Linked DNA regions of Homo sapiens: region 1 is linked to region 2. Evidence: read pairs that join two places in POLR2A ChIA-PET (ENCODE). Cell type or tissue: MCF 10A. All regions are shown on one strand. Each heading gives the region's core, and the rest is flanking DNA. Links, peaks and the distances in the headings are about the cores only.

Evidence for each region. Peaks named below come from ENCODE experiments on the same cell type or tissue, not always from the same donor. Only the 100,000 strongest peaks of a DNase experiment are listed, where the experiment ranks them.
Region 1: POLR2A ChIA-PET joins it to region 2 with 5 read pairs; 2 of 35 experiments call an interaction of 5 or more read pairs at or near these places.

What each region holds. Positions count from the first base shown.
Region 1 is chr14:74,377,118-74,382,838 of GRCh38, reverse strand. It overlaps the pseudogene RPS2P2. Among named protein-coding and RNA genes, the nearest start is that of VRTN, 32 kb to the right of the region's middle. In MCF 10A, for the core only: no CTCF peak of the experiment used is centred there; a DNase peak (open chromatin) is centred at 2,468.
Region 2 is chr14:74,652,140-74,657,860 of GRCh38, reverse strand. It overlaps LOC105370567 (a long non-coding RNA gene), which reads left to right and starts at 337. Exons shown (of 2, transcript XR_007064268.1): 1 at 337-807; 2 at 4,363-5,721. In MCF 10A, for the core only: no CTCF peak of the experiment used is centred there; a DNase peak (open chromatin) is centred at 2,110.

The DNA of each region.
Region 1 (5,721 bases), core at 898-4,897, 280 kb after region 2:
GGCTGACACCTGTAATCCCAGCACTTTGGGAGGCCGAGGCAGGTGGATCACGAGGTCAGGAGATGGAGACCATCCTGGCTAACAGGGTGAAAACCCGTCTCTACTAAAAATACAAAAAATTAGCCGGGCATGGTGGCGGGCACCTGTAGTCCCAGCTACTCGGGAGGCTGAGGCAGGAGAATGGCATGAACCCGGGAGGCAGAGCTTGCAGTAAACCGAGATCGTGCTACTGCACTCCAGCCTGGGCACACAGCGAGACTCTGTCTCAAAAAAAAAAAAAGGAAAAAAAAAAAGAAACTCCCAAGCCTTTCCCATCAACAATGTATGACAGTTCCAGTTGCTCCATATCCTCATATTTAGTCTTACCAGTCTTTCTTAAGTTTAGCTGTGGGCCAGGTGTGGTGGCTCATGCTTGTAATCCCAGCACTTCAGGAGGCTGAGGTGGGAGGATTGCCTTGAGCTAAGGAGCTCAAGACTAGCTTGGGCAATATAGTGAGACCTTGTCTCTCTAAAAAATTAGCCCCAGTTACTTGGGGGACTGAGGTGGGAGAATCACTTGAGCCCAAGAGGTTGAGGCTGCAGTGACCCACGATTGTGTCACTGAACTTCAGTCTGGGTGACAGAGCAAGACCCTGTCTCAAAAAAAAAAATTTCAGCCAGCCTATCTCATTGTGGGTTTTTTGTTTGTTTGTTTGTTTGTTTGTTTTTGTAGAGGCGGCGGGGGGGGGTCGGGTCTCCCTATTTTGCCCAGGCTGGTGTCAAACTCCTGGCCTCAAGTGATCCTCCCACCTCAGCCTCCCAAAGTGAGGGGATTACAGATGTGGGCCACCACTCCTGGCCCTCATTGTGATTTTAATTTTCATTTCCCTTGTGTCTTACGATTTTGAGCACAATTTCATGTACTTATTGGCCACATGTATATCTTTTTTTGTGAAGTGTCGGTTCATATTTTTTGTCAATTTTGTTGTAATTGAGTCATTTGTCTTTATTAAGTTGCAGAAATTCTCTTATATCCTGTCTACCAGTTCTTTGTCAGGTATGTTTTACGAATATTTTTTCCCAATTTGTAGCTTGCCTGTTTGTTTTCTTAATGGCATTTCTCAACCCAGGAATCTGGGGTTTGTTTGTTTTTTTTTTTTTTTGGAGACGGAGTCTCGCTCTGTCGCCAGGCTGGAATGCAGTGGCGCGATCTCAGCTCGCTGCAACCTCCGCCTCCCAGGTTCAAGCAATTCTCCTGCCTCAGCCTCCTGAGTAGCTGGGATTACAGGCGCCCGCCACTACACCCAGCTAATTTTTGTATTTTTAGTAGAGACAGGGTTTCACCATGTTGGTCAGGCTGGTCTCGAACCCCTGACCTCGTGATCCACCCGCCTCGGCCTCCCAAAGTGCTGGGATTACAGGTGTGAGCCACCGCGCCCGGCCTGGGTTTTTTTTTTTTTTTTTAAACTTTTTATTGACATATACATAAAGTACCCAAACACAAGTATACAGCTTGGCAAATTCTCACAAACTGAACACACCCATGTACTAGAATTTGGTTTAAGAAACAGCATTTCTGGCAAGGGTAGTGGCACATGCCTATAATCCCAGCTACTTGGGAGGCTAAGACGGGAGGATCACTTGAGCCCCAGAAATTTAGGGCTCCAGTGAGCTCTGACAGAGTGAGCCCTGTCTCTAAAAAAAAATACAGAGCATGGCCGGGCGCGGTGATTCATGCCTGTAATCCCAGCACTTTGGGTGGCTGGGGTGGGAGGATCACGAGGTCGGGAGTTCGAGATCAGCCTGGCCAATGTGGTGAAACCCCGTCTCTACTAAAAACACAAAAGGTATCCAGGCATAGTGGCATGCTCCTGTAATCCCAGCCACTCGAGAGGCTGAGGTAGGAGAATCGCTTGAACCCAGGAGGCGGAGACTGCAGTGAGCCGAGATGTGCCATTGCATTCCAGCCTAGGCGACACAGCAAGACTCTGTCTCAAAAAAAAAAAAAAAACCAGAGCATTTCCAACACACCGTAAGTGCCCCCTCATGCTTCCTTCCAAGTACTATCTCTCCCCAAAGGTGACCATTATCCTGACTTCTAACAGCATAAATTAGTTTTGCTTGTTTTTGTGCTTTACATAAATGGAATAATACCATAACTCCTCTTTCATATCTGGCTTCTTTAGCTCAACATGTTTTTTTAAGATTGATCCACATTGTTGAGTATAGCTGTAGATCATTCATTCTCATTATCACGTAGCATTCCATTATGTAACTACACCACAGCTTATTTATCCATCCTACTGTTGACGGGCATTCAGATTATTTCCTTTGGTTATTATGAAAAGTTTTTATGAATATTCTTAAACACATTCTTGCTAAACATATGTTTACATTCTGTTCGGTATGTACAGTCATGCATTACTTAACAACAGTGATACATTCCAAGAAATTCGATGCTAGGTAATTTTGTCATTGTGCGAACGTGATAGAATGCACTTACGCAAACCTAAGTGGTGCAGCCTACTACACATGCAGGCTATGTGCTACAGCCTATTGCTCCTAGGCTACAAATCTATACCGCACGTTGCTGGACTGAACACTGTAGCCAATTACAATGCAATGATAAGTATTTGTGTATCTAAACATAGAAAAGGTACAGTAAGGCCAGGCACGGCCTGTACTCCTGAGTAGCTGTTGGGATTACACCTGCAATCCCAACACTTTGGGAGGCCAAGGCGGGAGGATTACTTGAGCCCAGGAGTTCAAGACCAGCCTAGGCAACATAGTGAGACCTCATCTCTACAAAAAAAAAAAAAAAAAAATCAAAAAATTAGCTAGGCATGGTGGCGCACACCTGTGGTCCCAGTTACTCTGGAGGCTGAGGTGAGAAGATTGCTTGAGCTTGGGAACTTGAGGCTGCAGTGAGCCTTGATCCCACCACTGCACTCCAGCCTGGTTAACAGAGTGAGATCTTGTCTCAGATAAATTTATTTATTTTAAAAAGGTACAGTAAAACCATGGAGGTACAGTAAAACCATGGTATAAAATATTTTCTTTTTAATTATACACCTGTATAGGGCACTTACTATGAAGGGAGTTTGCAGGACCGGAAGTTGCTCTGGGTGAGTGAGTGAGTGAGTGGTGAGTGACCGTAAAGGCTTAGGGCATGACTGTGCTCTACTCCAGATCATATAAACGCTGTATATTTAGGCTACACTAAATTAATTTTTAAATTTTTTCTTTTTTTTTTACTTTTTCTTTTGAGATAGAGTCTCACTCTGTCACCCAGGCTGGAGTGCAGTGGCACAACCTCACCTCACTGAAACCTCCGTCTCCTGGGTTAAAGTGATTCTCCTGCTTCAGCTTCCCAAGTAGCTGGGATTACAGGCGCCTGCCACCACCCCCGGCTAATTTTTGTAATTTTAGGATAGATGGGGTTTCACCATGCTGACCAGGCTGGTCTCAAACTCCTGAGCTCATGATTCATCTACCTCAGCCTCCCAAAGTGGTGGGATTACAGGTGTGAGCTGCAGCGCCCGGCCACTTTTTTTCTGTTCTCTTTTTTTTTCTTTTTTTTTGAGACAGAGTCCCCCTCTGTCGCCCAGGCTGGAATGCAGTGGCGCGATCTCGGCTCACTGCAAGCTCCGCCTCCCAAGTTCACGCCATTCTCCTGCCTCAGCCTCCCGAGTAGCTGGAACTACAGGCACCCACCACCACACCCGGCTAATTTTTTTGAATTTTTAGTAGAGATGGGGTTTCACCGTGTTAGCCAGGATGGTCTCGATCTCCTGACCTCGTGATCCGCCCACCTCGGCCTCCCAAAGTGCTGGGATTACAGGCATGAGCCACCGCACCCGGCCTTTTTTTCTGTTTAAAATTATTTTGGGGGCTGGGCGCAGTGGCTCACGCCTGTAATCCCAGCACTTTGGGAAGCCAAGGTGGGTTGATCACTTGAAGCCAGGAGTTCGAGACCAACCTGAACGATACAGTGAAACCCCATCTCTACTAAAAATACAAAAATTAGCCGGGCGTGGTGATGGGTGCCTGTAATCCCAGCTACTTGGGAGGCTGAGGCAGGAGAATCGCTTGAACCCGGGAGGCAGAGGTTGCAGTAAGCTGAGATCATGCCACTGCACTCCAGCCGGGGCAACAGAGAAAGACTCCAACTCAAAAATAAATAAATAAATAAACATTTTATATTTTAAACTTTTTTTGTTAAAAACAGACACAAACCTTCTTATCCGAGAAAACAAATGGCGGATGATGCCGGTGCAGCGCGGGGGCCCGGAGGCCCTGGGGGCACTGGGATGGGGAACAATGGTGGCTTCCGCGGAGGCTTCGGCAGTGGCATCGGGGGCCGGAGTCGCGGCCGTGGACGCGGCCGGGGCCAAGGCTGCGGAGCTCGCGGAGGCAAGGCCGAGGATAAGGAGTGGATGCCGTCACCAAGCTGGGCCGCTTGCTCAAGGCCATGAAGATCAAGTCCCTGAAGGAGATCTATATCTTCTCCCTGCCCATTAAGGAATCTGAGATCATTGACCTTTCCCTGGGGGCCTCTCTCAAGGACGAGGTTTTGAAGATTATGCCGGTCCAGAAGCAGACCCGTGCCGGCCAGCGCACCAGGTTCAAGGCGTTTGTTGCCATCGGGGACTACAATGGCCACGTCGGTCTGGGTATTAAGTGCTCCAAGGAGGTGGCCACTGCCATCTGCGGGGCCATCATCCTGGCCAAGCTCTCCATTGTCCCCATAAGCAGAGGCTGCTGGGAGAACAAGACTGGCAAGCCCCACACCGTCCCTTGCAAGATGACAGACCGCTGCGGCTCTGTGCCGGTGCACCTCATCCCTGCACCCAGGGGCACTGGCATTGTCTCAGCGCCTGTGCCCAAGAAGCTGCTCATGATGGCTGGTATCAATGACTGCTACACCTCAGCCCAGGGCTGCACTGCCACCCTGGGCAACTTCGCCAAGGCCACCTTTGATGCCATCTCTAAAACCTACAGCTACCTGACCCCCGACCTCTGGAAGGAGACTGTATTCACTAAGTCTCTCTATCAGGAATTCACTGACCACCTCGTCAAGACCCACACTAGAGTCTCGGTGCAGTGGACCCAGGCTCCAGCTGTGGCTACAACATAGGGTTTTTATACAAGAAAAATGAAGTGATTAAGCCTGAAAAAAAAAAAAGACACAAACATACACATTAGCCTAGGCCTACACAGGGTCCAGATCATCAATATCAGTGTCTCCCACCTTCCACCGTCACATCTCATCCCACCAGAAGGTCTCTAAGGGCAGTAACACATATGGGGCCGTCATCTCCTACAATATCAATGCGTTATTCTGGAATACTTCCTAAAGGACCTGCGAGAAGGTATCACTCTGAAAAAATACATGGTGGTTTGCTTGGTTTGTTTCTTTTTCCTTTTCCTTTGTTTTATTTTTGGACACAGATTCTCACTCTGTCACCCAGGCTGGAGTGGAGTGCAGTGGCACAATCACAGCTCACTGCAGCCTCAACCTTCTGGGCTCAAGTGATCCTCCCATCTCATCCTCCCAAGTAGCTGAAGCTACAGGCATGTGCCACCATGCTCAGCTAATCTTTTTACTTTGTTGTAGAGATGGGGTTTCACTATGTTGTCCAGGCTCTTGAACTCCTGGGCTCAAGCAATCCTCCTGCCTTGGCCTCCCAAAGTGCTGGGATCACAAGTGTGAGCCATTGCACCTGGACCTGTTTCTTTTTT
Region 2 (5,721 bases), core at 553-4,552:
ACACGTTTGCATCAAGTTTGCAAAATGGGACCCTCAAAGGATAGAAAACCATGAATTGATGGGCTTGAATTTTTTTTGTTTTTTTGTTTTGTTGTTTGTTTTTTTTGAGACAGAGTCTCACTTGGTCACCCAGGCTCGAGTGCAGTGGGATGATCTCAGAGCTCACCGTAACCTTCACCTCCCAGGTTCAAGCTATTCTCCTGCCTCAGCCTCCCGAATAACAGGTGTGTGCCACCATGTCTGGCTAATTTTTGTGTTTTTAGTAGAGACGGGGTTTCACCATGTTGGCCAGACTGGTCTTGAACTCCTGACCTCAGGTATTCCGCCTGCCTCGGCCTCCCAAAGTGCTGGGATCACAAGCATGAGCCATGGGGCCCAGCCAAATGTTCATATTTTTATTTTTAACTCCCGTGGTTCAACTTTGGGCAAGACAACCTTCTTTCAGTATCAGTTTCCTGACCTGCAAAATGATGCTATTAACCAATTAAGAAAATCGACTAATAACTTAAGAGTTCTTGGGAAAAAAGTTTTCCTATATATAGTATGTGTGTTACCATGCTGACTGTGACTTAGGGCCCTGGTAGTTTCTGTAGCAGGAGGCTGTATGGGTCTGGGGGCAGTTGAGAATGCTAGAGTCGATGACTGGTGTGGAAATTCCCAGGGGGTGGTGACTCTGTTTTTCACCTTGCCGTGTCCAGGCAGGCCAGAGAGAATGAGTACTCAAGACACCTGGCCCAAACATTCATGAAGAAGACACCAAGTCAGAAGAGACTTCCTCCTTTGCATGATCCTGTAAGGACGGAAGAGGTATTTGAGGGAGCTGTATCTCAATCCTATGTCATGTGGTAGGAACCTTGACTTCCTTTAATTCACCTGATTACTGAATCATGATAATAGCTACCATTTTTTTTTTTTTTTTTTAGCTCTTCCCATATGCTAGGAGCTTTAGTATTTATTGTCTCATTCACAACAACCCTGCAAGGTATGTCTTGTTTTCTCCATTTTACACAAAACACAGTTGAGGCACACAGAGGATAAGTAACTGCCAAGGTTTCTTAGCTGGCAAGTGGTAGAGCTGTATTTGAACATGGGTCTGTTTCGTGTCGAAGCCCAAACTCCACATTTCTGGTTTGTCTCTAGCAGATTAGTTTAGACTAAGAAACAGCCCAGGCACTGGGCCACTGTGCTCGCTGACTCTGCCTTGTTCACTTGGTGATGCTGTGTGTGACAGATTAACACTTTATACCTTGGCTTACCTATCAGTCACTTGGGGATTTGGGATTTATGGGAAAAGGCCCTACTCATGCAGGGTAGAGAGATTTTAAGAGATACAGCTATTAGTAATGGCTTTAGAATCTTTTGCATGTAGAAAGTTCCTTAGACTACCAACTAATGAGCAAAGTGACTTCCAAGTTTAAGTGAATTCTATATAAAGAATACAAGACACCCTTGAGGATATAACTGAGGAAAAAGGCCCTGAAATTTTAGTATCCTTGCTTTGGTGGAAACTCAATAGGTATCAAATGAAATAATGAGGTCAGATATGTTACATAATACCCTGATGTTTATCTCTGGTAATTAAGTCTGCAGAAAAAGACTTATTGGAATAAATCTTTTGTCTCTAAACTCTGCTCATATGAAATAGCACCATTTGGCAAAGGCCAAATTCCTGGTGGATATCTCACTGAGGAAGCAAACATTTTCAAGAATGCCAGAGTTAAAGGGAGACAACACACACCCTAAACAAGACTGTGAAGATACTATGAAACTATTCTGTTGAAACCATAAGCATAGTATCTTTTCCAGGGTGAGGGGGTTTCTGTAACTCTCTTGAGTGAAGTCGCTCTTTCTGCAACCCCCCACTTCACCTGCATTATGGATTTGCACATAAAGGAGTTTTTCTGAATCTTCCCTTCTTCTACAGACCAACAATGTTTCCTCTCTCCTCAGAACTCCCACTTGAGGGAGTTGCCAAGACATTCCTCTGTTTGCCCATTAGCAGAGTCAGGGATATCAGAGTATTTGCAAGCCAGCTAGAGAGCCTTTGATGGCTTTTATGTTATGTTGAAAACAAAATGTTGTGTTATTGTGCAAGAGGAAGATTATGTGTGTGTCATCATTTTGTGCTTGGTCTCCTACGTCCAATCCTGCTCTAAGTTGTCATTTCATTTCCTAACCTCCTCCCCTCCCAGTCAGGTATTTCTGTTCCATCCCTGGGTTTGTAGCCTCCCTTTTTTTTTCTTGAGTTCTGTGCAGCTCTGCATTTCAGCAGACGTTTCCTATGTATCAAGCACTGTGCGGGGAGCTAGGGACACACAAGGTAGAATGTGATCCTGGCCTCTGAGAAGCTTACAATCTTGGGAGACAGATATAAACAATCTATTTTCCTTAGAGTTTCCTTCTCCTGAAGCTTGGGCACCCAAACCCATCACCACTGTCCCCCCCTTCAATAGTTTCTCCTGTTTACTTGGTGGGGAGCATTTCTTTATGTATTTGGAGACTTTCTATATTATAGAGTTGCTGTTGCTACAAGTGAAATTAGTCTAGCTTCCTACAGAGAGGGAAGTTACTCTCTCCCTGTTGATTTTCAGAGAAGAAAGAACCCTTGTAAAGATAGATTCCAAACCAAGAGACCCAAGGAGCAAGCGCATTATTGTGCCATAAATAGGCCATCACTTGGGCAGGTCCTGGGACAGCCTGGGAAAGGGGACTCGGTAATCTTAGGGCCCACTCTCCCTTTAATCTGCTCTCCCAGACAAAGCAGACCGGAAGTGTTGACTTTGGCAATAGGGAACTGGCCAATAGCCTGCAGCTCAGTGAATGAAATTAGAATCTTGAGTGGATGGGGAGAGGGAGGTATCTCCAACACTAATAGCAATCAAAGGGTTTGTGCTATGGTTATAATCAGTGTGGCAGAGGAAAGTCAAAGGAATACCATTTCCAATAAACTCAGAGGCGTGAAAAGGCAAATCAATTTTATGAACACCCATGAAATTGGTTGGTTGTGACCACTATGGGTGGAAACACTGAGCTTCAGTGGAATTTCCCTTAATATTAAACCAGGAAACTAGAGTCCCTGGTTATCTCTCTGTCGTATACAGCAGCTGACATCTATTCCTCCTGGGGATTGGGCAGATCTTAAAGTTGATGTCCTAAGCTTCTGACTGGGATCACAGCTCTGGATAGGGGTTGGGTCAGGCCATCGCCTTTAGAAAACCAGTTATTTAGCCTCTCTTTCCAATGGGATTTCTCTGAAACCTTGTTCATGATGATGCCAACTTGTGTCTCCTTGAAAAATCAAAACAATGGAATTAAACTTGGGTGTTCTCCTATAGATCTAGCATTTTATGTCACAGTCAGGGTAGACAAATGTGCTGTTGGCTCCTGGCAGGCTCATGTGCAGCTCTGGAGATGTTCTAAAGTGGGTGCAGTCAACAGCCACCCATCTGCATACTCCGCAGTGGTCTGGTTTAACAATTCTGACCTATCATCCCTCTAAACCTTGAAAACTCTGTGGTCTTGGCGTCCAAGCCATGTCTTCCAGTAGACTCTCACACCCAGAATCAGCAAAACCTCTTTTGTCAGACCATATCTTGAGTTTAGGCTTCAAAAAAATGGCATCGTGGGTTAGCTTTGTGGGGCGGGGTGAGTAAAACTCCAGTCCTGACTTTTAGGGGTATGGCTGGTCTTGGGGGCTTGGCATGGTGGGAAGAAGGGGCCAAGATAGTGGTTGGCATGAGGATATGGAGAACTTTGGAAGCAGAGCCAGAGACTCTGAGGATTGAGGCCCAGGAAAGTTTGGCACGAGTAACAGCTGGGTATTTAACCAGGAACAGTCACTCTATTTTTCTGAGCCTTGGCGGTATGTCAGAGCAACAAGCAGCTCTAGCAGGGTCTACGTCCTTCCTATTGTCTCCACCCCAACCTCACTCATCGTCCCAAACATCTGCTTCCAATTCGGGCCCTTGCCTTCTTGTCTGATTCCTGTACAAACCGCGGGTGGCACGGGTGAGGGGCAGGTCTGCAGGTGTGGACTGGGGAAGAAGAGGAAGGCTCTGGAAGAAGCTGCTTACAGGTTTAGTTTCAGGTCCTGATGAAGGAGTAAGGATTTGATCTATTAAAAAATTTTATATTTGTGTGTGTGTGTGTATACAAAATGTAAACAGTAAGTTGTTTCACTTCCTGGGTAAAAGTAACAATCTGAGGGAGGGAATTGGGACCAGCTGGAGAAGTCTCTGCGCCATCACATGGCCTGCTTTTCAAAGGCAGCACAGAGTCACTCCAGAGGCAGCAAACTGAAGTGATTAGTGCCCACAAGGAGCAGCCGAAGGTGCTAATGAGGTATTAACACCGCTTCTCCAGCTAGCAGCTGTGGATACTCCGAACAGACCAGTGAGGCAGAGCAGCAAAAGCAGCCTGGAACTGGAGGCGGCCAGGAGAGGAGCAGCAAGCCGGTGCCCACAGTCAGCCACGGCACCCTCAGCAGGCCCATTAGGAGGAATTGAGAAGCTTCTCCAGTGTTTGCCCTAAAATCTCAATCCATTTTAAGTGACAGAAAGTGACAAAAAACACCCCAGAGGAAAATACTGGGGCCTAAGGGAGTAATCTCAGAACTCTTGTAATAATAATAATAATAGCAGCCAACATCTAATACATGCTTACTCTGTGCCAGGCCCTATTCTAAGCACTTTGTCTGTGTTAATTCATTTAATATTCACATCATTCTATAAGCTGAAGACAATCATTATTCCCATTTTACAGATGAGGAAACTGAAGTACAGAGAAGTAAGTTGCGCAGGATTACATGTCCAGTGGATGGATGTAGGTGTCAAATTGGCTCTGACACGTTTTCTCACACAAGCCCAAAGGAGGTGGAGTTAGGGGCAGGACAGACAAGTCTGGAGAACACTGGTAAGAGAGTTGCTAGTGTTCTGTTCATCCTCTAACCCAGGGAGACATTGTGTAGGTCTGTGACTTCTGGGACCCCAGGGAGCCAGTCTGGCCGGCACTTCTTTGTCCAGTCCTGCTGCCTGGTGCCTCCTGAGGTTTCTGTTTCCCAATCAGGGTACGGGTTCCATTCTCCACCTCCCTCTCCAGGGCAGGAGGCACCCTCCATCCCTCAATCCAAATAAGCTGGGAGAGATGCCTCAGGGAGTTGGCCAGGCTCCAGGCCCCTGATGGGAAGTGGAAGAAGACACTTACTAAAGGGCAAGATCTGGCCAAGACCTGTGGGCTACCAGGATCCCCATTAAACTTCAAAGCTGAGCGCTGAGGCCGAGCCCATCATTTGACTGGCAACTCAGGAGCTGGTTGGACAGACCAGCTCACCGTGGCGGGCCTCTGTCTTGCAGAGAAGCAACCGTGTGGATAGTGACAGGCCACAGGCCTCTTCCAGCTGTTGCTTCCAGGGCTGAGCCAGAGGCCACTTTCCATGGGCACAGCCCATTTTTACTAAGATGAAAGGTTCTAGGAGGCTTACCTGACCAGGCCAGAGGCCCAAGGACGGTGGCTGTGAAGCACCACCAGCTCTCAGTGAACGTGGTCTGAACCATCTCAGCTCGTTCCTGCCTTTGTTCCTTTACTTGTTCTGTGCACTCTGCAAGGAATGAGGCCCATCCCGTCCTTCCTCCCTGCTACCTCCCCATCCTTCAAACCTGGCTCGTGCCAGAGGATATGAGGATTAAATAAGAGAACTCATGAAAAGTGCCGGTACTGTGTCTG